Linked DNA regions of Homo sapiens: regions 1, 2, 4 and 5 are each linked to region 3. The links are chromatin contacts, found by Hi-C or POLR2A ChIA-PET in ENCODE. All regions are on one chromosome and are shown on one strand. The core of a region is the stretch at or near the end of the contact, and the rest is flanking DNA. Distances in the headings are between cores, read along the strand shown. Region 1 holds the start of ZNF608 (zinc finger protein 608). Region 2 has its middle 170 kb from the start of ZNF608. Region 3 holds the start of CSNK1G3 (casein kinase 1 gamma 3). Region 4 overlaps ZNF608 (zinc finger protein 608). Region 5 overlaps ZNF608 (zinc finger protein 608).

What was found. Hi-C counts contacts between places; a loop is a spot of excess contacts on that map. ChIA-PET counts read pairs that join two places held with the same protein, here RNA polymerase II (POLR2A). Pooled maps may share reads with other maps.
Region 1: a map with no recorded cell type shows a loop between it and region 3 (5-fold over the local background). The contact joins the promoter of ZNF608 here to the promoter of CSNK1G3 in region 3. A Hi-C loop is called at or near these places in 1 of 37 single-sample maps with no recorded cell type and 5 of 50 pooled maps. POLR2A ChIA-PET finds 5 or more read pairs at or near these places in 1 of 52 experiments (Panc1).
Region 2: a pooled map shows a loop between it and region 3 (2.8-fold over the local background). The contact joins the enhancer-like site here to the promoter of CSNK1G3 in region 3. A Hi-C loop is called at or near these places in 3 of 37 single-sample maps with no recorded cell type and 3 of 50 pooled maps.
Region 4: a map with no recorded cell type shows a loop between it and region 3 (9-fold over the local background). The contact joins the enhancer-like site here to the promoter of CSNK1G3 in region 3. A Hi-C loop is called at or near these places in 4 of 37 single-sample maps with no recorded cell type and 1 of 50 pooled maps.
Region 5: a map with no recorded cell type shows a loop between it and region 3 (5-fold over the local background). The contact joins the enhancer-like site here to the promoter of CSNK1G3 in region 3. A Hi-C loop is called at or near these places in 5 of 37 single-sample maps with no recorded cell type and 7 of 50 pooled maps. POLR2A ChIA-PET finds 5 or more read pairs at or near these places in 1 of 52 experiments (IMR-90).

What each region holds. Positions count from the first base shown.
Region 1 is chr5:124,743,237-124,748,306 of GRCh38, reverse strand. It overlaps ZNF608 (zinc finger protein 608), which reads left to right and starts at 1,668. Exons shown (of 10, transcript NM_020747.3): 1 at 1,668-2,112; 2 at 3,135-4,223. The coding sequence starts at 3,318. RefSeq lists enhancers at 1-428, 556-735, 429-1,427, 3,467-3,536, 3,376-4,069 and 3 more.
Region 2 is chr5:124,918,856-124,923,640 of GRCh38, reverse strand. No RefSeq gene overlaps it. Among named protein-coding and RNA genes, the nearest start is that of ZNF608, 170 kb to the right of the region's middle. RefSeq lists enhancers at 351-460, 2,136-2,225. Within about 2 kb of position 2,425, at least 3 of the 41 ENCODE cell types and tissues checked have a DNase peak (open chromatin) inside an H3K27ac peak, as active enhancers do.
Region 3 is chr5:123,509,968-123,515,134 of GRCh38, reverse strand. CSNK1G3 (casein kinase 1 gamma 3) reads right to left here and starts at 2,958. Exons shown (of 14, transcript NM_001364140.2): 1 at 2,565-2,958. RefSeq lists enhancers at 1,637-1,786, 2,817-3,026, 3,187-3,246 and silencers at 2,307-2,376, 2,547-2,636.
Region 4 is chr5:124,703,775-124,708,944 of GRCh38, reverse strand. The region is part of intron 2 of ZNF608 (zinc finger protein 608); the gene reads left to right. Among named protein-coding and RNA genes, the nearest start is that of ZNF608, 40 kb to the left of the region's middle. Within about 2 kb of position 2,709, at least 9 of the 41 ENCODE cell types and tissues checked have a DNase peak (open chromatin) inside an H3K27ac peak, as active enhancers do.
Region 5 is chr5:124,653,957-124,658,789 of GRCh38, reverse strand. All of the region lies in intron 3 of ZNF608 (zinc finger protein 608), which reads left to right. Among named protein-coding and RNA genes, the nearest start is that of ZNF608, 90 kb to the left of the region's middle. Within about 2 kb of position 2,774, at least 19 of the 41 ENCODE cell types and tissues checked have a DNase peak (open chromatin) inside an H3K27ac peak, as active enhancers do; they include IMR-90, where a contact is called at or near this core.

The DNA.
Region 1 (5,070 bases), core at 419-2,918, 1.2 Mb before region 3:
AGCTTTTGGGCTCTAACCCAAAGGAGAATAAAAGTGACACAGTTGCATATCCTGGTCTGCAGTGTCAATTCTCTAGCTCACCTTACTCCCTCCCTCTTCTGTCCTAGCTGGGCAGACCCCCCTCCCAAAGCGATCCAGGAAAATGGGGGCAAGGGCAGAACAAGCCGATTTCTGTCTCCTGTCAGATCCCAGTGCCCGATAATTTAATATTAAACAAGGGAATAGTCACTCATTACATGTAATGGTTATAATTACCATTCGCCATCTCCTTAAAAAAGCAAGCAACAAAAATACCATTAAGAGAAAAAATAAAAGCCCCACCCAACCCAAACAAACCCACAAATAGTAACAATGGTGTATTTATTACAGGACCAGGCTGGGGAGCAAGCAAAAGGTTTTTCTTTGTTTAATACATGAAGTGGGGGTCCCTAAAATCCAAGTAGCTCGGAGATACCCTTCTCCCTCCCCCAGGCGTCCCCGTCCCTGGCCCCTTGGGAAAGCCGACAAATTGGAGATAAGTTGAGGAAAGGTTTATAAAGTGTTTCTTTAAAACATCTGCTTTGCTCTTGTGCTCATTACATTTCGCTCCTTCCGAACTTCGGAGATCCTAGATCTCCGAGAAATGTTTCACATTCATAACTTGTAGCTTCGCCCACTGCGGGGGGGCGGGGGGAGGAGGTTGGGGGAGTGTGTGCAGGGGGAGGGGAGAGACTTTCAGCTTTTTTTTTTTTAAAGACCAGATCAGTATTTTCTTGATACGCTTGTCACCATTTTTGTTCTCACGACAACCAATTGAGCCCTTGATCCTCACGTGATGTGAAAGGCTTGCACTGTAACAAAATCGCTCCTTTTAGATGGTTGGTTGTTACTAACTCGCCCATCCCCCTCTCCCAGCCCCGACATTTCCAGCAAAGCGACTCTCCACTTCCAATCCATCAACAATTCATTACTGCTTTTAGCTTCCAAACGCCAGCTAATTAAAAATACTAAGCCAAGCTCCGGGGCCATCTGACTAAACACAGGAGGGGCTGGGCGAAGGGAGAGGAGAGAAAAAATAAATAAAAGGGAGACACACCGTTTGCTGCGAGTATAAGAGGGAAAAACTCCCGAAAAGGGTCGCCTTAAAAAAAAAAAAAAAGAAAACAAAAACCTTATTTTGACTCTAATTATCGAATTACCACATGACTGGCTGACCTGAGCGACAGAGGATTCCACTCCCCTCGGGAGCTATACTAGGAACTCAGTTCCTTTTTCTTAAAACAACATAAGACAGGAAAACATCACATCCTTTAGGTTTCGAAGACTGAGCCCATTTTAAACGCCGTTATTTTCCCCACCCCACCGCCCCAAGCCCCCCGCCCCCCGCCCCGAGCGAATGCTGTTATAACTGGTTTATCAGCTCACTGAATCATCTGCTGTCTCCTCCTCCACACCTTTCTTTTTCTCCTCTTGCCCAGTTTCTCATCCCACCCTTTCTTCTCCTCCTCCTCCCTCTACTCCCCCCCTCCTTTTCTCTTAAGTTAGTTCAAGAAATCAAATCTGTCAGGACGGGCGGAAAAATGCCACTTCCCGACTAACAGGCGGAATCCAGCCCAGATTTTCAGTCCTTTCTTCTTATTCTTTCTTCCCTTTCACTAATTTATCCCGATGTTAGCACATTCTGTCTCGTTACTAGCGGACGCCTGTAGGTTTGCTACATGGGATCATTACTGATCACGGTGACTCTGAAGTCTGGAACTGAAGGCGGAATGAGAAGTTGGGAAAACTTTTTTCTCTAAACTCTCTGTTTTTTAAAAAACTATTATTCTCGATGCTTGTTAAGAGGAAAAAAAAACCTTTGGTGCTTCTGTTGTGAATGTGAAACATTATTTTCCAGCTGTACAGTGACACATTTTTTTTAAGGAGAAAAGGACTGATTCGTTTGCCAAAAGGGGGGTGGGGAGGTGGAATAATGTTATCGAGTGATTATTCTGGCTGAGATGTGTTATTTGGTTTCTTCCTTCTTGATCATTTGGTGTTTAAGTAAAATGAGGCACAGGCTTGTTTGCCGAGTGGAGTGGGAAAGGCATTTTGATTTGCTGGCCTAATTAAAAAATGATAAAGGATTAAAAGGTAAGCAATGTCTGTGTGTGTGTATGTGTGTGTGTATGTATATTTATTTATTTTTTTCTTGACAATCAACTGTTAAAAAGGGGCTGATCCCTTTAAAAACCGTTTTAACTGCTCTTTGTCAAACACACTCATTTGCGGTCATTGAGGCCACCTTGGCGCAGATCACTTAAAGTGTATGTCTTAATCAGTTTTCTGTACAGTCAGTAGCACCGTATTTAAGAGAGTGAGCAATTCTCTGACCTAGGAATATGGTAGAATTGTTTAAATGTATTTTTTTCTCAAAAGGCAGGTATTTAACTTTTTATATAACACTGTCTTTTCTAGAGAGAAATGCTCTTAAAAGACATGCATATTTCAAAAAAGAAATTGTAGAAGCTGTTTGGGAAAAGAGGATAGGAGGGAGGTATGTGTGTGTGTTGGGGGCAGTTATTGGTTGTTTTTTCTGTTCCTTACTAGGAACAAAAAACAGATTGCCCAGACAATTTGTAAAAAGAAGTACTGAAACCTAAATTAGAAATAAGGAAAATTTAGCAACATTCTATTCTGAAAACTAGCCTCAGAACTTCCAGGGTCTGGTCTTCTAAATTGCAAGATCTAGGACATGTTTAGGGATGTTTAAAGCTGTGTTCTTCCTTCTTGTCTGAGTGTTCAGGCTGTGTTTCTGGGGTTGAGATATCACATGTGCCAGACTGAAATCCTAAACTTTAAAAAAGAACACAAAAACCTTTCTGGACTTGAATCAGATCCTTAAGATAATTTAATGCTTTTAAAAAGGTGATTATCCTTGTGTTGTTGATAAAGGGATTTTCTTTTTAGCTACCGTAAGATGCTTACTGTCATAGGTTTATTTTTCGGGTTTGGTTATTTTCCTTTAAACCTGATATTGGACTGTGAGGACAATACATGAGCCACCTTACTCTCCATCCTTCCCTGTCCCCTTTACTGATTCCCCAATACTAATCGTTTTTTATTCTGGTAACACCCAGACAAGAAATATTCGACTTTTCCCCCCCCCTTCACAGGAAAAGGTGGACCTGGACTGAGGGTGTAAAATCCCTGGACACATTCGTGGGGCAGGAAAAAGAAGAGGAAGATTAGAAGATTTTTTTTTTCTTTGAGAGAAAGCCCAGCGGAGATAAACGAATGTCCCCTCATCTCCAAAGAAAAGTTCATCGGATTTTTATTCTAGAGAGCTCATCTTCAGGATGTCAGTGAACATTTCTACTGCAGGAAAAGGTGTGGATCCAAATACAGTTGATACTTATGACAGTGGCGATGATTGGGAAATCGGGGTTGGAAATTTAATAATTGATTTGGACGCTGATTTGGAGAAGGACAGACAGAAATTTGAGATGAATAATTCCACCACCACCACTAGTAGCAGCAACTCCAAGGATTGTGGAGGTCCGGCCTCCAGTGGGGCTGGTGCTACCGCAGCCTTAGCTGATGGCCTAAAATTTGCTTCTGTTCAGGCCTCTGCTCCCCAGGGGAATTCACACAAAGAGACCAGCAAATCAAAAGTGAAAAGGAGTAAAACTTCTAAGGATGCTAATAAATCTCTGCCTTCTGCTGCCTTGTATGGGATTCCCGAGATCAGCAGCACTGGCAAGAGGCAGGAAGTCCAAGGGCGCCCTGGAGAGGCAACTGGCATGAATTCAGCGCTGGGTCAAAGTGTGAGCAGCGGCGGCAGCGGCAACCCAAACAGCAATAGTACCAGCACCAGCACCTCTGCCGCCACCGCGGGGGCAGGCTCCTGTGGGAAAAGCAAAGAGGAGAAGCCAGGTAAAAGCCAGAGCAGCCGAGGCGCCAAGCGGGATAAGGATGCGGGGAAATCCAGGAAGGACAAGCACGACCTGCTTCAGGGCCACCAGAATGGCAGTGGCAGCCAGGCCCCTTCCGGGGGGCACCTCTATGGCTTTGGGGCCAAGAGCAATGGAGGTGGCGCGAGCCCCTTCCACTGCGGGGGCACTGGGAGTGGCAGCGTCGCCGCTGCAGGGGAAGTTAGCAAAAGTGCCCCGGATTCAGGGCTCATGGGAAACTCTATGTTGGTAAAGAAGGAAGAGGAGGAGGAGGAGAGCCACAGGCGAATCAAGAAACTGAAAACTGAGAAGGTAGGATAAAGTCGCCTTCCTAGATGTCCTACTCTCCTCTGTGTGCATTTGTGTGGGTGTGTGGGGGTGTGCCTCTGTGTGCCTTACACTTTATGCTTTCTGGTTCTTTGTGAGATTTCTATGATATGCATCCTTTATATTAAAATTTGATATGGGGGAGCCTACTTGGGTGCAGTGTTTGGCTCTTGCTTCTGCTGTCCTTGCTGCTGCTGCTGCTGCTGCTGCTGCTTGTGATGCTAGTGTTTGGGTTCCCAGGTGGGAGGGCCTGAGTGTTCTAAGTACCTTTTGCCCTGTAGATCGGTTCCTCACTAGTCAGCAGGTTGCCGTGTGCTTTTAATAGAAAACCTGCTCATGCACCCTCTTGACTCTTGTCCTGCTTTCTTCCTTAAGGGGAACAGTTTTCTATTTTAATTTATTCATCCTAGTATTGCGGGTAATGTGTCCTTAGGTGCAAGGTTCAAGTTCCCTCCCTGGAGAGGAATGTCGAGGATTCGAATTTACATTCTACAGACCTCATCCCTTTTATTTTTTCTTACTGTCTCCAAAATAGTACTGTGAAAGGATATCCTTGAATGAGTTCTTGTTATTGGTCCTGAATGAAACCCCAAGCTTGATGTGTTGGGTCATTGGTTTCATAACTGCAGAAAAACTCGATGGTTTTGGTGGCTGTTAGCACTCTACCCCTGTTCCCTCACCCAGTTCTTAGCTAGAGATTTAAGAGTGTTATCACTTGGATACCTGACTGGGGAGCTGGACGGCTGCTAAGAAGAATAAAACAGACTTGCTGGACTGATACTCGTGAAATGTGAAAATGTAGCCAAAGGGGATGTAGACGGTTGAGTGAATT
Region 2 (4,785 bases), core at 1,176-3,675, 1.4 Mb before region 3:
GAGAAATAATGGAAATAATTTTTCATATGCTGATAACTGACATATGTGAATGCTTGCTAATTTGAGGGAGGTAGGAAGGAAAGGATGGAAGTAACAAAAATAATTTTGTCTAAGGTTGCAAGTGACATAAATTCAAACAATTGCTTTTTCAGTCTTCTGGCTTGCTCTATTCAATGTTTGCTGAGCTTTAGAGAAGGCTGAATCCCACCATGGCAAACTGCCATCTTTGTCAGAAGCAAAGAGCTGTTTACATTCAAGGCACATAATAAGTGCAATGTGAAGTGAAAAACAGTGTGAGTTCTATTATGGCTGATTAGCCCATTGTACACTGTTACAACTAACATCTTCCTTGTGCTAAAAATAGTGTGAAGTCACGGGACCTCAAGCAGCATGATCCATCAGTACTGTACTCTTTCACAAGATTGCCAACAAAAGCTGCCTCTAACTCCCCAGAAAACTAAAAGGGCCACTTATTCACTTCAGTTGTCCTCCAAAATATGTAGTTTATCTGAGCTGTTAGGAAACCTGTCAGAAAATGAGGTGCAGGGAATTGACAGTGTCCAAAAAATAGATTTGTCTTCTCTGCTGTTTCCTTTTGAAAACTAGATCCTTAATACAAGCATCATAAAAGTCAGCTGGTTGCTGTTAAACTTGCATTGTTAGCTGCTTCTTAATCACAGTAGTGGTGGAATTAGTGCATATTTTGATGCATTGGCTACCAGTAGCCCAAACAAATAAATAAATCTCCCTGAAGTGACAGAAACAGGAGGCAGTGGTTTGAATAAACTCTGAGTCCTAGGTCATTTCATCACCAAGTCAATAGCCCTTCTCGTTGAAGGGGGGAAAACAAACTGCTTTCTATTCTATTGAAAGCCTGGAAGAATTTGCACCACAGTAATCCTAAATCCAGAGGCAATCTATTAAGAACTCAGCATTACCAATCCTGAGACTCAACTGATAAGCACATTCTTTTCCCCCCTTCCACATTAATCCTCTTAAAGACTGTGCTAAGTAATGAAAAGGTGCGATGAAAGAGGCCCCCCTTTTTTATTACAACCATATAAACTGCTTGTGTAAATGTTTCATTAACAAACTGCTGGACTCATATTTAATTTCCTTGGCCTTCCTCCCCGTTCCTCCCGGTACGGTGCTCCTGGGTATGGCATGACTAAATGTGTGATTTACACGTTTCAGAGAAACATTCCCACACTTGAATGCTGTAGCATGACAAAGGAAAGGGAGGGGCTGAGAGAGAGGTGTTGAACCTATTGTAGACATTTTAATTTACAATTCTCTTTTTATGGGCTTTAAAAAGATGAATGACTTGCACTCACTTATCAGTTTATGTTTCATTTCTCAGTTCTTTCTAATAAGTACTGGTCTGCATGTAAGTGCCTTTGGCTCACTCATTTGAGGCTGACCCTTTTGAAGACATAGATATTCTAACATACTAAGAAGAAAAGGAAGATGAATTCCAATGTATATCCAGTGTGCAAAGAACTCTTCTGTGAACAACATAAAGGCCAAAATACATGGCTTACCTTTACTTTGAATATGTCAAATGATGCGGGATGTTTTGTGGAAATATACATCCTGTGTTTTTCCCCGAGGTCATCTAGTTACAATCTGATGTTTTGTTGCTTTAGCTAATCTGGTAAATCCTAACAATGCTTTCATTATCTATTTTAATGGTGGCATCTTAGTATAAAATTAACTTTCCTTTCAGACAAGCAAGATATGCCTGTGGCACCTACTGAATTCGTCAATATCCAGTCACAGGATGTATGAATGTAACTTGAAGATACAGAATCAGTCACTTACAAGAGTAGTTTAAGTTAAATCATGATACAGGAAAAACAGGTTATCACATCCAGACGAGTGCCACTGGGCCAAATTCTTAGAAAATGCATTTACCTTGTATTTGAAGAGATTCCAAACTTTGAAAAATTAATACATCAGTAAACCAAATAGAAATGTAGCCTCTTTATAATACAAGCGTCTTTCCCTGGGTGTCATTCATGTAATTTCAGTTTACTGTGAGCACTCCGGCTGCAGCTGGGGTCACTTGGTCTGGGGAAGAACCGTATCTGGGTCAGTGTATGTAGTTTTGTCTCTAGCGGCGACTATGGTCTCGTTTCAAAGTGAATACATTCATCTGGATCAACAATGCCCTGGGGAATAAACGCTTAAATGTATTCAACCTTAGGAAGAGCTGAAAACATCAATACCTTCATAAAGCCACTTTGATTTGTATTGACTATGGTTGTGCTGCTAATTCATATACATCATTGTTTACTTCACAGAGCTTTTAACATGACTTTTGATTTATAGAAAAAAGTGATTCAATTTCTACCAAGAAGTGGTGAGCTCAGACCTCCCCCAGATTCTTACTTTCTCTCTGATGTGACAAAATTGAAAGAGGAACTATCTTGTCACAGCATAAATAAATTGCTGTCAAACAGCTTATGTGCACTTTTCTTTTAACTTTCATGGTCACAGGTAATAGCAAAGTAGAACGTCCAGATTAAGGGGAATCAATTATCTAAGCATGTTATTAATGTGTTCACAGCAAAAACCATTGATTAACACTGGAGCAAAGACTGTGAGCTAGATGCACTTTCTACTTAGAAGATCTGTGTTAGGCAAAGAAGAAAATTCAACGTACACAGCCATATTCTGCCATTTGTTTAGTGACAAGCCCTAAAAGGTTTTGTTTACAGAAACCACTTGGGCAGACTGCAAAGCTCCACAAATAATGGAACCTGCCTTTAGTAAGAGTTTTAGTTTTGTTTATTTGTTTGATGCTATGTCAAATGGAGAGGAAAAATTCTTTTCTAGCAGCTTATTTATTTCTAAGCCATGAAAATAAATGGCTTTAAAACAAGCTAAATGGACTGAAGTGACTAGAACTGGATTTTGTGGTTTATTGATTAGTTCCCAAACTTATATGAGAATTGAAATATCTTGGATTTTCATGTGTTGAAGTCTTATCCAGAAGTGCAGTAGAGCAAAGATGTTCATTTTGTCAAGAAAAATGTTCGTTGCTCAAGAAGTTGCAGGAAAATAATATTTAAGCAGACACAGAATTGAGAATATAAGAAGACAAAATGAGAATATGATAGCTGGTGTCACTTCTTGGCTATGCATAGACCTGAAAGCACAACATATCTATGGCCCAAGAAAAATTCACAGTTCTGATGCAGACAAACTTAGAAAGCCTCGAGACAGCCCAGACTCGTCAGCATCTCACAGTTAATTAAAGAAGTGAGTGAAGGCATCAAGGCTTGCTCCCTTCTGCCTGAATAATTCACTGCCTGTATCCATTATTAAAACCCGTTACTTCACCACAATGATTCCCAGCTCGAGATGGATTGGTCTCAAAACCGGGAGATAAATTGTAACAAGGCCTACAGCTATATTAATAAATTGAAATGAACATTTATTTGCTCATCTAATTAGAACTGTAGTTTTTCCAAATAGTGTAGTAATGCATTACCTTGACAGGCAGCACTACCTACCTTGTGTGAGATAAAATGAACAGGAGGGCTTTGCCCCAGATTTGGGGTTTCTCTGCATAAAAAGTTCTTTGGTCGCTGCTGTTCCTTTTAAACCATTCATTCTGCCACTATGCTCTGCTGATTCTATCTCTCCAGGATTGATGGGAGCTTAGCTTTTGAGGTACTTCATCAGAGGGCTGCAAAGAAATGTGCATATAGAACATGCATTCTTCTTTTGTCCTGTCTCTTTTTAAAGTGTTGCAGAGGAAAAAAAAAAAAAAAGAATTTAAAGATTTTCTTCACCCCCTCCCCATCTCCATTTCCCTTCATCAGGATTACAAAGCCTTATAGCTCAGAGGTTCAAAGGACTTGTGCTTGGGGTCTGGGAGACATAGGTCTGATTCCTGACTCAGTCACTAACTTTATACAGCCTCAGTTGCTCCCTCTGCAAAATGAAAATAATAATTCCGTTTGTGCAGGGTCCATAGGAAGTTTAGAAAAGATATCTGTAAAGTAAGAAACTCAGAGTGGGTTTTTCATCAATGATAAGTGTCATTATTATTCAGCAATTCTTGCTCTTCTGTTTGCAAATTAGATCTTTAAAATCATTTTACCACATTAGCATGGAGGGTCTTTATAATAACACAACCAGCTCTCAATTTCTTAAGGACTCAAATGAATAATGTATTCTATGGACATAAAACTTTTTGATTATGAATTATTTCCACAGCAAAAGTGCTGTCTTCCCCACTGCTAGATTATAAAATCTCAGACAGTAGGTTTTCTGTCTTTTCCCTTCCTCCAGTAGACCTACAACATAGTAGATGCCAGTAACTGTTTTTCTACCAGAATGAGAAGTGTGGCTATTATGTAACCTCTCGTGAAATAAACACTTCTCTGTTGTGCCCTATGAGGCTCTAAAGCATACAGAGGCTAGGTAAGTTGGGCCTTCTTGATTTTATACAGCAGATTCAAATTCATGCTTCTTCAGATTCCAGCCACATGCTCTCATAAGAGGAATATACTTCCTTTCATAAAATTAGCAGAAATGGTATTTACCACTCACTCATTTCAAATTTGAACTCTGGTTTTTGGGTACTTCTCCTTTGATAAAATAAGAATTTTTTGAAAAAAAGTTTCTGGGTTGTCAAAATGAATATCAGGTCCCTTATATGCTCTTTACTTTACAGATAAAGGAATTACTGATGTTTTCTTCCTTGGCAGGTTCCGGCCAAGGCTGCACCATTATAAGGAATAGTATTAGATTTGGCTTAAGAGAAAAAGCACT
Region 3 (5,167 bases), core at 1,709-4,208:
GATTTCATGTATAACCAATTACTAGATTACCAGACACACCCATATTTAAATGCAAATAAAGAAATTTAACGAAACTATATATAGATTGTTTTGGATTATATACTTTTCTGCTTTCCTTCAGTAGTGCCAATGATAGAAAATTGACTATTTTATTATAACTTGTTTCCTTAAACTTACTATCGTTATTTGCCTACCTACTGTCAGCCTACGATCTGTACATTTGGACCTTCATGCCTCAAACTGACTCATCTTTAAATACAAGCTGAACTTCCATGGCCTGATCTCCACCTACTTTCATAGCTTCTCCCACAAAGACCTCCTGGCAAAACAGCCTTATGTCCAGTTCAACAAGCCCTATAACACAATCACATGCCTTTCCTCAGGCTGTTCCCTTCACCGAGAAAACTACCCCCACCATCACCCCCTCAGTCCCCATTTTGCCTATTAAACTATGTTAAGGCCCAGATGGAGTGTTACCAGCTCTACATCCATTCAAAATTTCCCAGTCAAAAATTAGTATCTCACACACACACACCCCATGCTTCCAATACACCTCCAACAAAACCCACAGGAATCTGTGAATTACCTCTGTGTATGTCTGCTTCTCCCTTGAAGGCAGTACTGAGTCTCATTCATCTTCATATTCTACCCACTGTTCCATCCTTGCCACAGAGTAAAGGTGGTCCTGGTTGAATTAAACTATTCCTTGATTCCACTAATTCCAGTCCTTTATTTTCAAGGAAGTAATAAATGCCTTTCATGTACTGAAGATTTTGTTAATATATTGTAAATGCTTGCTAAATCTAATGATGAAAATGTCAATAATTACATAACACACTAATGTTTAAGCTGATGAATGGCAGAAGGGGGTGGATGACTATAATAAATCATCAGTAAAGACAATCGTTTCTCAAGATCCCCAAAAAAATGTCATTCATAACAACATTAAAATTAACCTTTCTGTCTCCCATTTCAATAATTACTTCTATTTAATGCATATTCAGAAATGCCAGTTCACATAAAGCAGAAGTGTCTGTACATTCTGCTAAGAATGTATGTCAAAGCCACACAATGTATTTGATAACATCTTTCTTCCAATGTCCATAAAGGTAATTTTTATCTTTTATCTTTTGTGCAACTATAAAGGTTAACTATACAAAAGAATAAGACAATTTATCCTAAGATACAACTGGAGCAAAGTTTGTAAATAATTACAAAATACACTAAGTACAGCTCAAAAAAAAAGAAAGCTATTAATGTCACACACCAGATCTGATTTTTTTGGTGAAAAATATTTTCTTAAACTAGTTTCACATCTAATTCCACATTATTCTCACAATTTCTGTAATGTTTTTCTTCTAAATTTACCGGGAAAGCCAATATTCTTCAAAGAAACATCTTTAAAAAGAAACATCTTTAAAAAGTATATACTTTTCATTTTATATCCCATCTTAGATATAGTTTGCCATCTCTCATATCTGTGGCCAAATGTCATTTGAATCGGACTAAGTAATTGCAAAAAGTAAAATAATGACTTATTTTCTTAATTCATTAAAAATAAGTACATTTTTAATTCTCTAATTTAAAGTAAATATTTTAATAGAAGATTTAAAAGGAGCCACTGACCAGCCTGGGTGCTTACTACAAAAGAGTTGAAAGTAATTCACACAGTGTATCAACAGTAGCTGTCTCCCACACACACAGGCACACTCACTCTCTCCCCCATCTGAACTTTTCCTCCCTAAAACATGAGGTGGGAGAAGGGGAATGACCATGACACAGGCCTCACTACCCCCACCCCACGAGTAGACACACATCTCCCTCCTCATCCTGCTGAAAAGAAATGTGGAGGCTGTGGACCAAGAGACCCGATGCTTCTCAGTGTCACTTCCCCTGCATGTGGGATAAACAAACAAACCGGCACCATGAGAGTAACCATCAGAGTGATTTTGCTAACCTTTGACTAATGTCTTGGTTAAGTTTTGAGCTGAGTCAAAGCTCTAAGAAACAGGTAAATCCCTGTGTCCCCCCACCCAACCCCTTAAACACTCCAACGGGAAGTTTATCCCTGAGCTGAACGCTGGCCCCCGTCGCCTCCTCCCAGCCTATCCATGCCTCCTTCCTGCCTGAAGCCCCTACTCCAAAGGTAATTGTCTGGACACAGTCAAGGAGCACCGTGGGCGACACTCCCCACCTCCCAATCTCTCCTAAGGAAGCCCCCGCCGGCCCAGTTGGCCCACCTCCCTCGCCGCCCCAGTCGCGCCGCACCACTCCGGCAACTTTTGCACCCAGCCCGACCCGCCACCCGCGGCCCCCGCTGCCCCCTAGCCCTCCGCGCCCTCAGCCTCCGACCGCGGCCCCCTCCTGCCCACGCCTCCGGGCCACCCGCCATGGTCCTCGCCCACCCCTCCCCCGACACCCGCGCCTGCGGCGCCGCCCCCGCCGCACCCCACCCCACCCGCCCGGGACCCCAGCCCCACCCGGGAGGGAGGGCGCCGCGGCCGCGCCGAGGCAGCCGCCGGGCCGGGGCTGGCAGCGGAGCACCTACGCGCAGGGGGCTTTACCTCAAAGGCGCGGCCGCGAGCAGAGGGGTCGGTCCCGGGCGCGGGCGGCGCCCCCAGTCCGTCAGCGCCGGCGGGGGCAGCGGCGGCGGCACATCACACCCGCCGGCGGCCGGAGGAGGAAAGCGAGCCACGCAGGGAGCGAGCGAGCGAGCGAGCGAGGTAGGGGGGAAGGAGCGAGAGAGAGAGGTAACGCAGCGCTGCTCGGATTCGGTCCCTGCACTGCCGCTGGTGCCTCCTACCGCCGCCGCTGGCCGGAGAGTCGCCGCCCGAGCCTCTGCTGTCGCCACCGATGCAGCCCGGAATGAATGCACAGCAGCGCCTCGCTTATCCGGAGGTCAAACATCCTTCTGCCTCGGGCATCCGGATCGACGCCGGACCCGGAAGTGAACACATGGAAAAAAAATTAAAAAGGAAAGCGTCTGTTTAGCGGCGGCGGCCCCCAAGCTGCCCGCATCAGCGAAAACAGCCGAGTAGAGCCGAAGATTGCACCAACCTTCTTGGATTGGTCGGATCGCCGACCGGAAAGGAGACGGCGCGGTCATTGGCTGGCAAGGTGTATAAAGCCTAAGCCGCGCCCTATCCCCGTCTTTCTAGAGCCGTGCGTGAGGGAAAGTGGGGAGAGGCTGTGGATACGAGTGTTTCTCTGGATGAAGCAGTGGGCGGAGAAGCATAGCAAAGTCTACGCAGAGAACTGGAAGAGAACACCACCATGCTTTAGGAGAGCTACTAAGAACTGAGTGAGCAAAGAGCCTTAAGGGTACCATTGTGCCAAGTCAGGGTGCTGAGGCTTTCCCTGTTGTGCTCAGCCCGCCAGGTTCCAAAAAAATCTTAGGGCCCGGCCTAGGAGTATGACATCACTGGGTTGACATTTTTCCCCGCTTGTTTGTAACCCCAGTGCCATATCAGGGCTCCAACTGCTTAGAAATGTGAATTATGGCTCACATTTGCGTCTCATTTGCTGTTTGTAAGCTGAGGTAATCCTCTGAACTATATAGTGTGGCATTACCTGTTTTTCAAATTCACCTCCCAAAGTTCTGAGAAGCCAAACATCACCCAAGTTATCAAGTTGCAGCGCACAAACTGAAATCGGTGTTTCTGACTCACACTTAAGTCCACTCTGCCTACATAGAAAGACTGCATTCCTTTCATTTTCCCTCTTGCAGTTGCTTCCCTGGGATGGAGATAAGTCATTTTGGTAGACTTCTATGGAAATTGATCCACCATGAAGGCATGGAAACTATAATTTTTTAAAATTGTGATTCTTATGTCTCAAGTCCTTTCAAAAGTTAGGCATTAAGGTGTGCAGGAAGAAGAATCAGCCTGGTGCCATGTTTTTTAAATGTTCATTTTATCAAACCCGTTTATATTCTTAATATACTTACTGTATCAAGAAACTTGAGTCTTGTGTATCTCTATCTCTCCTGTCTACCTCTCAAAACGAAAAGACTAATGAAACAAATGCACTCCTTCATTTTCCTCCCTGCTTTGCTAGATTAACGGTATAGCTAATGTGTTACCTTTGGAAGGGTAGTTAGTATAGAAATCTGTTTTTGATTTTGGTTTGTAATACAACAGTGCCTTTTTTTTAAACCTCTCTTCTCACTTCTTCCCCAAACTGGAAGTTAAGAAGTGACTAGCATCACCAGCCTTAGAAGGGTAGTGATAAGAGCTTTGCTCCATGCTTACCACACCATCATTCTGTAGGAGACTCAAAAGCAGCTAAGATGTATGCATGCTCAGAATTGTGAATGACTTGCCTAGGGCAGATGACATATCCCAGAATTTCTGATCTCTCCCAGGACCCACTAATAGACAAGAAACAAAGTTAACAACATCTCACTCAATAGAAGAGAAGTGTCTGCAACACAGGAAACTCTAAATATTGTCCTCAACTCCCAACAAACCATTTTATTCTCTCTACCTCAAAAAACTCAGTTTTGATAAAGAACACCCACTCTTCTAAGTTTTCATAAATGGTTGAGAAAGTCAAGTGTATAAATATATGATCAAAACACATTTTTAAATTAAAAATGGGCTGGTCTAAGTACGGTGGTACTTACAACGAATTGCTCACAACCAGTTACAGATTTCTTTGTTCCTTCTCCACTCCCACTGTTTCACTTGACTAGTATTTATTAAATTATATTAGAAACGTATGGGAATAAATGTTTACATTTTTAACACTGCAGGGAAGACTTTTGGTTAAAATTTGGCCTATAAGCTCCTATAGATTAAAATTGGCAAAGCCTGGTGTAGTGGTGAATGCCTGTAGTCCCAGGAACTTGGGAGGCTTGAGGCAGGAGGATCTCCCAGTAGTCTAAGGCTAGCCTGGGCCACATAGTAGGATCTTTTCTCAAAACAAAAAAAAAAAAAAAAAAAGCAAGTAACCTAGGTAGGAGGCAATTAAATTTTCAGGTCATTCTATTAACTTATAAGAAAAATTGGTTTGGGAGGCCGAGGCAGGTGGTTCACCTGAAGTCAGGAGTTCAAGACCAGCCTGGCCAATGTGGCAAAACCGCATCTCTACTAAAAATACAAAAATTAGCCAGGTGTGGTGGTGTGCACCTGTAATCCCAGCTACTCTCGAGGCTGAGGCAGGAGAA
Region 4 (5,170 bases), core at 1,460-3,959, 1.2 Mb before region 3:
CCGCCTTGGCCTCCCAAAGTGCTGGGATTACAGGCGTGAGCCACTGCACCGGGCCTTGGATTTTTGGCATTCTGGAATTTTGGCATGGTGGGGGTTCTGGCTGGAGGTGGAAGCATCCGTCTTGGCCCCACTGGCCTTGGGGCCAGAGCCCTGGTCCATCCCCAGGCCAAGTCCTACCAGATCAGCTGCTAAGCCTGAACAGCACTTGAGGGCAGGGTTGGTCTTCATACCTGATAATGAGAAAGTGGAAATGGCAATATAATTCCCAGTCTGTGCATAACGGTAGTTTTAGAATTGGATGATTTAAAACAACAACAATAAAACAAAAGCTGAGCTTTGGTTTCAGTAAGGTTTTAAAGTGAGGTTTCTGAAGGGATTGTATTATTTGCTTGCAAGCCTGAGATTCACTATTCTGAACTATGGGTAATAAAGGGTGATTCAGGTATATTGCTTCCAACATACAGAAAAGGGCCAGAAATTACCCATGGAGAAAGATTTCTTTCCATCTCATCTTCTATTTTACATTTAGAAGGGTTTGCGTTTGATGTTAGACCAATGTGGGGTCAAATTCTGGCTCAGCCACCGACCCTGAGTGACCTTTTAAGTTACTTAACTTTTCCCACGTTTCCTTTTCCTCATCTGTAAAATACTTCCCTTAACAATTTTGTAAAGATCAAAAGAGAGAATGCACAGTATAATCCCTCCTACACTATATGTGGTAAGACAGTTATAATTCCTCTATGTTGTATGTGTTAAAAAGTAGCTGCTGATGTTACTATTTTTATGAGAAAGCCCATGGACTTTAAGATCAGAGAGCTTTGGTCTTGAATTTCAGCTCCTTAGATAAAGTGGCCCATCCTCTGAGATCTTCAGTTTCTGCTTCTATAAAACAGGAATGTTGTGAGAATTAAAGGAGGCGGAAAAAGTCTGGTACCTTAGACCCTTTGTGAGAATTTGCCCATGTTGTTTTCTCAGCAAGCTGCAAAGCGTAAATTGCTTTGATCATGGTTCTGAAAGGAAGAGTTGTCTCCATCACATTTACGAAAAGGCAGAATTAGAAGTGACCAAAATTCAGTTGTTACAGGTTTGTCCTTTAGGGATGGAAATTCAGCCTCAATGATTAGTTCTGGAGAAAAGATCAGTGCCTAATTTAAGGAAATGGTTTTTAAAGCTTCCCCTGCTTTGCTAAAGAAGCAGTGACGTCAGGCAGAAAAAGGGTGGTTAAAATGCAAAGTAAGAGACTGCAGCAGTGGTCGCCTCTAAAGAGCTGTGATTTCCCCTACGTAGTAGTGGAGTCTCTTTCTAATGCTTTTTAAATGAAGAGGTGACTATGGGCAATCTCATAAAACAGCCCAATACCAGGATATGGAGAAAACGTGAACATTAAGTAATCGTGCCCCAGCATTCTCATAGACTATAACAATATTGGCTCTGAGCAAAGTAAAACACCATTCCCCCTCTGGTTGTTGGTGATCCCGGGATTGAGGGGTTAATAGCAGGATCGGTGTGGATATTTTTGGCAATAGACGTGAGAAAGCTGTGGCAAGCTTCCCTGTCAGGGTTTAGACCTGATCCCAGGTAAAGGAGGGAATCTCTCTGCCTTCTGGAGGCTTGCTTCTCGGCAGTCCTGGGTTTCGCCTTCTCCTTCTACCTGGCAGCAGAGCCACCTGAATGTCTCTTTGTTGGGTCTGGGTGGAGCAGGAGTGCTCGAGGGAGCACTCTCCAGCCCTACCCTGGCCACCTATCCTCACTGGCTGTCGGTTTCCTGGTACTGAAAGCATCACTGACCAACACAGTGAAATGCCCCAGTGATGAAAAGCTGTCCCCACCAACACTCCAGCTTTGGATCCTTCCTTGCCCATCAGCACTCAGGAAGCCCTTGAAAGAAGGTGAACGGAGAAAATATTGCCAGGGTTTCCCTGCAGATTGCCCGCCCCCAACCCAGCCCTCTGATTACACACACTAAGTGCCGCTCTCTGTGTAAATAACCTTTTCTTCCCTGCCTCCCTTCAGCCTCCCTGCTCCCCCTCCCATGCTCTTAGGCTCTCTCGCGTGATAAATAGCCAGGCTACTGCTCAGCATGCACTAACACCTGGGAATAATCATGCAAAAATAACAGTGAGAGACTGCCGCGCGTCTGTTCTTGACATTAACTTTCCTCGGTTTGACAGGCTGCCACCACCAGCTGTTAGACTTATGGGTCTTTTTTTTCCAGTGGAGATGGCTGCTTTCCTGCTTTCCTCTTTTTTTGGGTTCTAATAGGTTACATCAGTGTCCTATCAAGATGACAGAAAAGAGCTTTGACAAAGAAACCATTGCTAAAACAGGCCAGTTCTCTATTCTGATATTTTATTCCAGTTGTTAGTATTATTAGACTAATAATCCCCCACTGATTTTTAAATGAGGAATATCTGATTAGAACTATATTAGTGTTTCTCCCCTCAGAAAGGGATTTGTTGTTGCCTCTTGTGAATTGCCTTTGAATGTAGCAAATACTAGCATTTGGTCCCATAGGGCCAAACCACCTATCGATTTCAGGTCTCAGATATATTTGTAATAATGATACTAATATTGACAATAGCAATAGCCCCTGTTTATTGAGTGCTACCTTCTACCAGGCCCTGAGCTAAAGTTATTTGTATGATCTTCTGTAGTAGTCACATGAGCCAGATGTTATTTCCGTTTTACAGATGAAGGCACTGATTCCCCAGAGCGATCAAACTACTTGCTTAAGGTTTTGTAGCTAACAGTAGAGCTGGATTCCAACCCCCAGTGAAGACAGATCCCTGCCCCACCCTGTCTTCCATTAACACGCTACTTTTTGCTCTCAGGCCACCATGAAAGTTCCTTTGGTTGTAGTTCTACAATTATCCTTGTAATTTTGCTATATTTGTATGATTATCTGACCAGTGTCACAGTCTTGCCCACTACACAGTCAGTCCAGAAGGGCAGGGACCTGGTCTGTTTGGGCCACTCTTGTTCTAGCAGGTTGCACGGTGCCTGGCAAATGGCAGGTGTGTAGTAATTATTGGGTGGATGTGTGATAAGAGTTGAGGTGAGCTGACTGTTAGGGCAGCAGTGCATGAGAAAAAGCTGCAACTAGAGATTAGGAGGAGGAGATTCTGTAGTAGTACGGGACTCATCAGGGCCTTCATGGTGATCCCATCATTGCCATAAAATTGTAAAATGGAGGTGGGTTAAGCCAGTTGACTGCTGCCAGATGTCAGTGTATGAAAGAAGCAGTATTTCCCCAGGCTGAGCTTCTCAAGGTTAAGCCCCCTTTCTTGTATTTTTAACATACTTTAATTGCACTTAACCATGCATTTGGAGGGGATTATAGATTTATGTTAAATATAGTAGGATATAAAAAGGAGCTTTGGAAGGTTGGGTGCAGGGTTAGGGAACTATAATATCAGACCAGGGACTTTTAAGCCAGTGTTTACTGACCTAAGCACTATGCTGAGCATTCACTTTGCACGGATTATCTCACTGAGTCTTCACTGCAACGCTTGTGGGGGTAATTGTTATTATTACTCCCATTTCTTAGAACTAGACACTGAGTCTTAGAGAAGAGAAGCGCGGTAACTTGCTCAGGGTTCCACACAGCAAGTACTGACAGGGTCAGCATTTGAACCCAATTCTGTCTGCTAACAGAACCAGAGGTTCAAGTCCTGGTATGCTGCCTCCTCACTGGAGGGAGTCCTTGTGGAAACTGTTGCCACCCTCTGCCTTAATGACCTTCATTGGCTGAAGAAATTATGGTTCAGTGTATGGATCACTGACCTGAGAAACCAGGGTGCAGTGGAGTTGATCTTTTGTATAAGGCAAAAATAACTACTGAAAATGCTTTAAAATCCTCCTTTACATATGATACATGTGACTTCACGTTTGACACTGAGATACACAAGAGAACTGAAACCTTTTGGGGGGAAATTCTTACCTAGCAGAAAGAATTGGCCACACTCTTTGAATTACTTCCCTTCCACCCTTCTTCTGTTTCCCAGTGTATGTTGAACTCCTGTCAATTTTCTGCTTGTGGGATGCCATCGTTTTATGTGTACCTAGGCTGCCACTAGAGACAGCTTATTACACTTGTACAAATATGGGCCACAGTTTTCTCTCGACTGAGTAGGTTGGGCTAGGCGACATTCTGTGATTGTTTCAGGCAGAGGGTGGAAGCACAAACTCCAGCATTCTCTGGTTGGGCAAGTCACGTGGCAAGGCTGCAGTGAAGCTCAGTTCTGTCAGTTGATGCCATGAGGAATGTGGGCCCAGGAGAGCACATAATCCAATAATTATTTTACGAAATAGGAGAAATTTAAATTCTTTCCTAATTTATTAAAGTGTTGCTAAAAAAAACTGGAATGTTTTAAAAAGTAACATACCTGCCAAATAAAAACACCTCTGGGAGTGGCTGTAATCCCCACCTGCAAATCCTGTTCTTGCTGGCGACCTCTAAGGAAGAGGGGCCTATGGTAGACCACACGGGGAGACTTTGTGCTCCACCTCCTCCCCAATCCCGACATCTCACAGTGAATGGGGAGAAACTGCGATTCTCCTCTCATTTGGTTCTCCTCTCACTGGTAGTGCTGGTCTGGTACCTATGGGAGTGGCAGTTCTGAGCCACCATGAGAAGCCGATACTACAGTGAAGAAACGAAGAAATTCACTTGTGCAAGTCAAAGATGTGAACCTCAAAACAATAGTAACTGTCAGGTTTAAGCCTTAAAAGCCTTAAATAGTCTAAAGACTATTATCACATCGGAGTGCTATTTATGATTAAGTGTATATTTATAGTCAAACTCTCTGAACCTTAGCTTTCTCATTTTAAAACATGTTGAACTGGACTCAAAAGTTCTTGCTATAAATATCAGTTCAACTTTCATGTTACATTTGAATTGTGTTAATGGTAACAAACACAATTAACTTACAAGTAGGCCCAGAGTACTCTGGCTTCTCCCCTCAAGGCATCCAGATTCCATAGAAATTTGAACTTGGAAATTACATAAATATGAGAGAGAGAGAGAGGGGTGTGTGTGTGTTTCTGCATGCAAATATATCTATAGATGGAGTTATGTTGAAATAAGGATTTAGTCTAGAAGCTGTTGTGATAGGATATGTCATCAATATTAGGCGGCTGAAAAGTGCATTTGTTGTTGCTGTTGTTGTTG
Region 5 (4,833 bases), core at 1,525-4,024, 1.1 Mb before region 3:
TGTGAGACTGGATTGGGGAGGGGAGTCAATTCTGTTACAGTGGGCATTGAACCTTTGTCTTCCCACAAAGAGAGGGAGGAGGAAGAGAAGGAGAAAGCATTCTGCTACTCTAATGAGGAAATTTGGCTTTAAAAAAGGAGAGGGTTTGAGAAACCTGCCCCACACTAGAAATCGTCATCCAAACTCATCAGATTTCAGACCAACCAGTGGTGCCTGACAAGGAGCAGGAGAAAAATTAAGTTTCAAACTTGGCATTAGAAATCAGAGTGATGCTGTTGCTTAGTTTGGTGGCACTAAGCCTCAAAGGAGGCAGCTACTTACTAGGAAGTTTAATCAAAGACAAGAAATAAAACCCCTTGGTACAAATGTATACAGACACACACTCTATACATGTACATATTCAGTTTATGCATTTGAATTGCTCCAAATGTCTGTCTCAGAAGACTGTATTTTTTTATTTGATTCTATCTTCCTGTCCTCCTTTGTCCCTTGCATCCTGCTGTGTGTTGACTGAGCGCTGAGGGACCACAGCATGAAGGCCATCCCTTTTGGGGTACAGGGGGTGGCTTTTGATGCATCCCAGTTAAATGTCTGACTTGCTGACCTTGCTGAAGCAAGCTCAGGGGACTTGTCTTCTTCCCTCCTCCCCCAACACTATCACCTGAAACCTGTTCTGCCTGCCTGTCCCCAAAGTAGGGACTCCAGGAACCTTAGCAGGAACTACTAGAGGAACGGTCTACACAATAAGGGGTACATATTGTATATGAATGGTGCAGTACATATATTTTATTTTATTTTAAAGCTGGCCTCAAGTCATCAAGGGCAATGTTGCTTTAGGATATGTATGTTTGCCTAACTTAAAAGCAAATATTTTTGTTACTGATCAAAATTCCTGATTAAAAATTACTTTCTAAAGATCTCCATGTGATTTTTTTTTATGATGCTCTTTGTTACTTAAAATGTCTAAATTACACCTAAGACATTTTGTAACTAGGACACTTGCTTGGTAGAACATATGTTTTGATTATTTAAAAGAAGTAAAGCATGTCTTTCCACAGTAAACATTAATTGATCTCTAATGATCTGTTTTTGTTTGTTTGTTTGTTTGTTTTTTTGAGATGGAGTCTCGCTCTGTCGCCCAGGCTGGAGTGCAGTGGTGCGATCTCAGGTCACTATAAGCTCTGCCTCCCGGGTTCACGCCATTCACCTGCCTCCGCCTCCCGAGTAGCTGGGACTACAGGTGCCCACCACCAGGCCCGGCTATTTTTTATTTTTTTATTTTTTTATTTTTTAGTAGAGACTGGGTTTCACTGTGTTGGGCAGGATGGTCTCGATCTCCTGACCTCGTGAGCCACCCGCCTCGGCCTCCCAAAGTGCAGGGATTACAGGCGTGAGCCACTGCACCTGGTCTCTAATGATCTGTTTTGATTTAGTATTTCTTTTCATGTTATATCTTGGGCCCTGTAAGTTTTCACTGATGCTTAAACTTGGTCAGTGAAAATATCGTCACCATCTATATGTGCGGTGCAGCCTCCCACGTGAACATATGGGACAGCATCTTAGTGTTACCGGTGGTGCCTTATAAAAGTCTTATTTCTGCTCCCTCTTCTTACTCACAAGACTCCTTAACAGGCCATTGTATCTTCTAGAAGTGGGAAATGATAATGTTACTAGGGAAGCAAGAAAAAAGCAGCTTGGGCTTCTTTTAGCTGACCAGTCAGCTGGATATTGACCACCTGTCTTCATGGGAAAGAAATAGATGGCAGTGAATAAGCGAGAGTCTAGTTTTCCAAAGAAGCTCAATGATTTTCCCAAATCAATACAGCTCATCAGGCCTCAGAACAAAGGCTGCAGGGGAGGTGACAGTGATGGAAGTGGCTCTGTGTTCTTTTGTGTATTAAACCATAAGGCCCATGGGGAAACAAGGTTTCTTTAGCTGTGTGTGTGTGTGTGTGTGTGTGTGTGTGTGTGTGTGTGTGTGTGTGTGTGTTTAGGGCTTATTCTGTGTATTTAGGGGGAAAATCCTTTCAGATTTTTTTTTTAAAAAAGGATTTCCATAGATTGTATACCAATGACCAAATGTACTTTTGAAAGAGATAAGTACAGTCAAGTAAGAAAGATTATCATGTTTTAAAATGCAGAGTAGAACAGCATTTTTCCATTGCTTTTGTTATTGCTTAAGGTTTCATTTTTTGTTGTCGTTGTATGTGGATTGGGTTTAGATGAACCAAAAACAAGTCTGTGTTCAGATTAACCTCTGGCAAACCAAGAATCGTAACTACCCTCCCATAAACAAACCCTGTTCCTAATGCCCTGAAAATAACACCAAACCCTAATAGGAATGCTCAACTGTCATCTGAGAGGTTATAATTAACGCAGATAGAGTGATGCCAACATATTCCAGCCGCTGACAGAGAAGATCTATCCAAACCAGCAATTTTTAGCCCTTCAGTCCTTTAATCTTTAAGCTCACTGTGCTTTCATAAAGTAGTACATTAACACCAGAGCAGTGTGTCTCTGGGGTTTATGACTGGGGTGGCGGCACACTAGGGCATAAAGTGTTTCATTACACTTCCTTTTGTTAGTACTGCCCTATCTCCCAAGCTCCATTGCCATACACTATTTGTTCAGATAAAGCCCTATGTTCAGGGTGACTAATCGCAGCACTGTGTTCCAGATGGTTTGATTACAGGATGTGTTTAAAGTGACTCTTCAAACATTCAGCCCAGCGGTAGGGCTCTTTAAAAAAAAAACATACTGCATTTTATGGTCATGTGACAACACTTACTTTTCCTGTCCTAGTGCTCTATATATACTTGGCACAGGTAATGGGAAAGTCCCTCTGATTTTTGGCTGGCAGGTATTTTATGAGCAACCTTAGTTGTACATTTTAAATTTTCCCAAATAATTATATTTGAAGAAGGATCTGTCTGAAGGTTATAAGCTCCGAGGCTGGAACAGCGAAGCTTGTGCTATACAAGATTCAGCCTTTACAAAGTACCAGTATTGAATACCACAGAGTGACGACAACATAATAATGGGGGGAGGGAGTCCTGAACAAAGAAATGGTGATAAATCATACCTTGCACAATAGTCACGTTGTGTAAAAATGGAGGGTAATATGATATCTGAAATATATGAATTTTATCCTGTACTCATGAAATCAGCATATTGTGACATTTTGTCACCAATGTTTCACTAGAAAAAAATATATAAAAGGAAAGAAATGTGTAAACTTTCTTTTTTAAAGGCATATGGCATGAATGGGTTACCATTTGGTGTTATTCGAATGAGGTTTCTGTTTTCTGCCTGGATGCACATCAAATGCATCCAGATGTGGTAGTCTGAGAGAGTTCAAAAAAACTTCTGTCTGATTCCAAACTCAGCATTTGCGATGCTTGGCAAAGACTTCTGTCCCGGGGATGAGGCACTTTAAAGACTCTGAAGCAGTCTTTAAACTCAATACAAACAGAATTATGTCAATCCACTGGGAAATCAGGCATTTGCCCCGTTCTTGAGGAAACAGCTTCACAAATACCAGAAATAATAATTCATAAACCACATTTATAACATCTTGGGAGCAAAGCCTCTCCACAGAGAATGTCTATCATCTATAAAACTAGTGGGAGATTATGCTTATTGAAAAAGTATGGTAGTAATAAAAGGAAGTCACTGAGTAGGATTCAGTCTAGACTCTCTCTCTCGTCAGTCCTCGTGTAGTTAGTTCCTAGGTGTTTAATGAATTCTCACTATTAGGTAGCCACTGTGCCGCCAGGGGTTGTGGGTGCAGACACTGCTCCTATTTTCAAGGAGTGTCATCTAGTTGGAAGAGTTAGGCATACTGTGTATACAAGCAGAGTAAAATATTATGGGGGCCATGTATTACGGTAGGACAAATAGCCTTAAGTTCAGACCTGGGAAGTTCTCCTTGTCATTCAGGGTCCCAGATGAAGGAGACTCTGCCACCTTTATCCTGAGGACTTCGAGATCACAATAGCCATTTCCATTGCAGCCAGACAGAAAGGGATGAGAGGTTCTTATGGGCCAGGCCTGGAAGTGGCCCACATTCATCAGTTCTCTCACTTGCTTTCTGTAGGACTCAGTCACATGGCTGCATCGGACTGATAGGGAGGCTGAGAAGGAGTCTAGTTGTGAGCTCAGAAAGGGGAGGGAAACATGGCTCGTACGTTTCCATCAGGGCAAGAACTGTGTATGCAGTGCTGTGGGGATCCAGGAGAGAATGGCTGTCTTTTGGCAGTGTGCCTGGTATGCGTGTGTCTAGGGCAAGGATTCACAGAAGTGAGAACCTTTGCATTTGTCTCCATTTGCTTCTAATTCATTAGGAACTTTAACTTTCCCTAGGGATTTGGACTAAGGCATCTTCAAGGTTTCTTTTAGGGGAATTAAAAATGTGACATGAAGAACGGTTGAAGAAACTTGTCTAGGCTGGAGAGTAAAGAAGACATAGAGGCTGGGTGTGGTGGGTCACACTGTAATCCCAGCATTTTGGGAGGCTGACGGGGGAGGATTGCTTGAGGCCAGGAGTTCAAGACCACCCTGGGCAACATACTGAGAGCCCATCTCATTAAAAAAAAATAGGAAAAAGACAGTGAGCAGGAGGTGGGGAGAATGCCAACATGGTCATTATCCTTGCCTGGATGAAAGGCTGTTGAGTGGATGATGGGTGGACTGCATCTGCAGGGTATCAGGAGGCTCAGCCAGGACCAAGGTATTCAAAGACAAATTTAGTTTAACACAAGGAACAACTTTTTAACAAGATGGCTGGAAAATAGGCAATCCTGGGGGAGTGCTGGTGAAATCTTCTATCAGTGA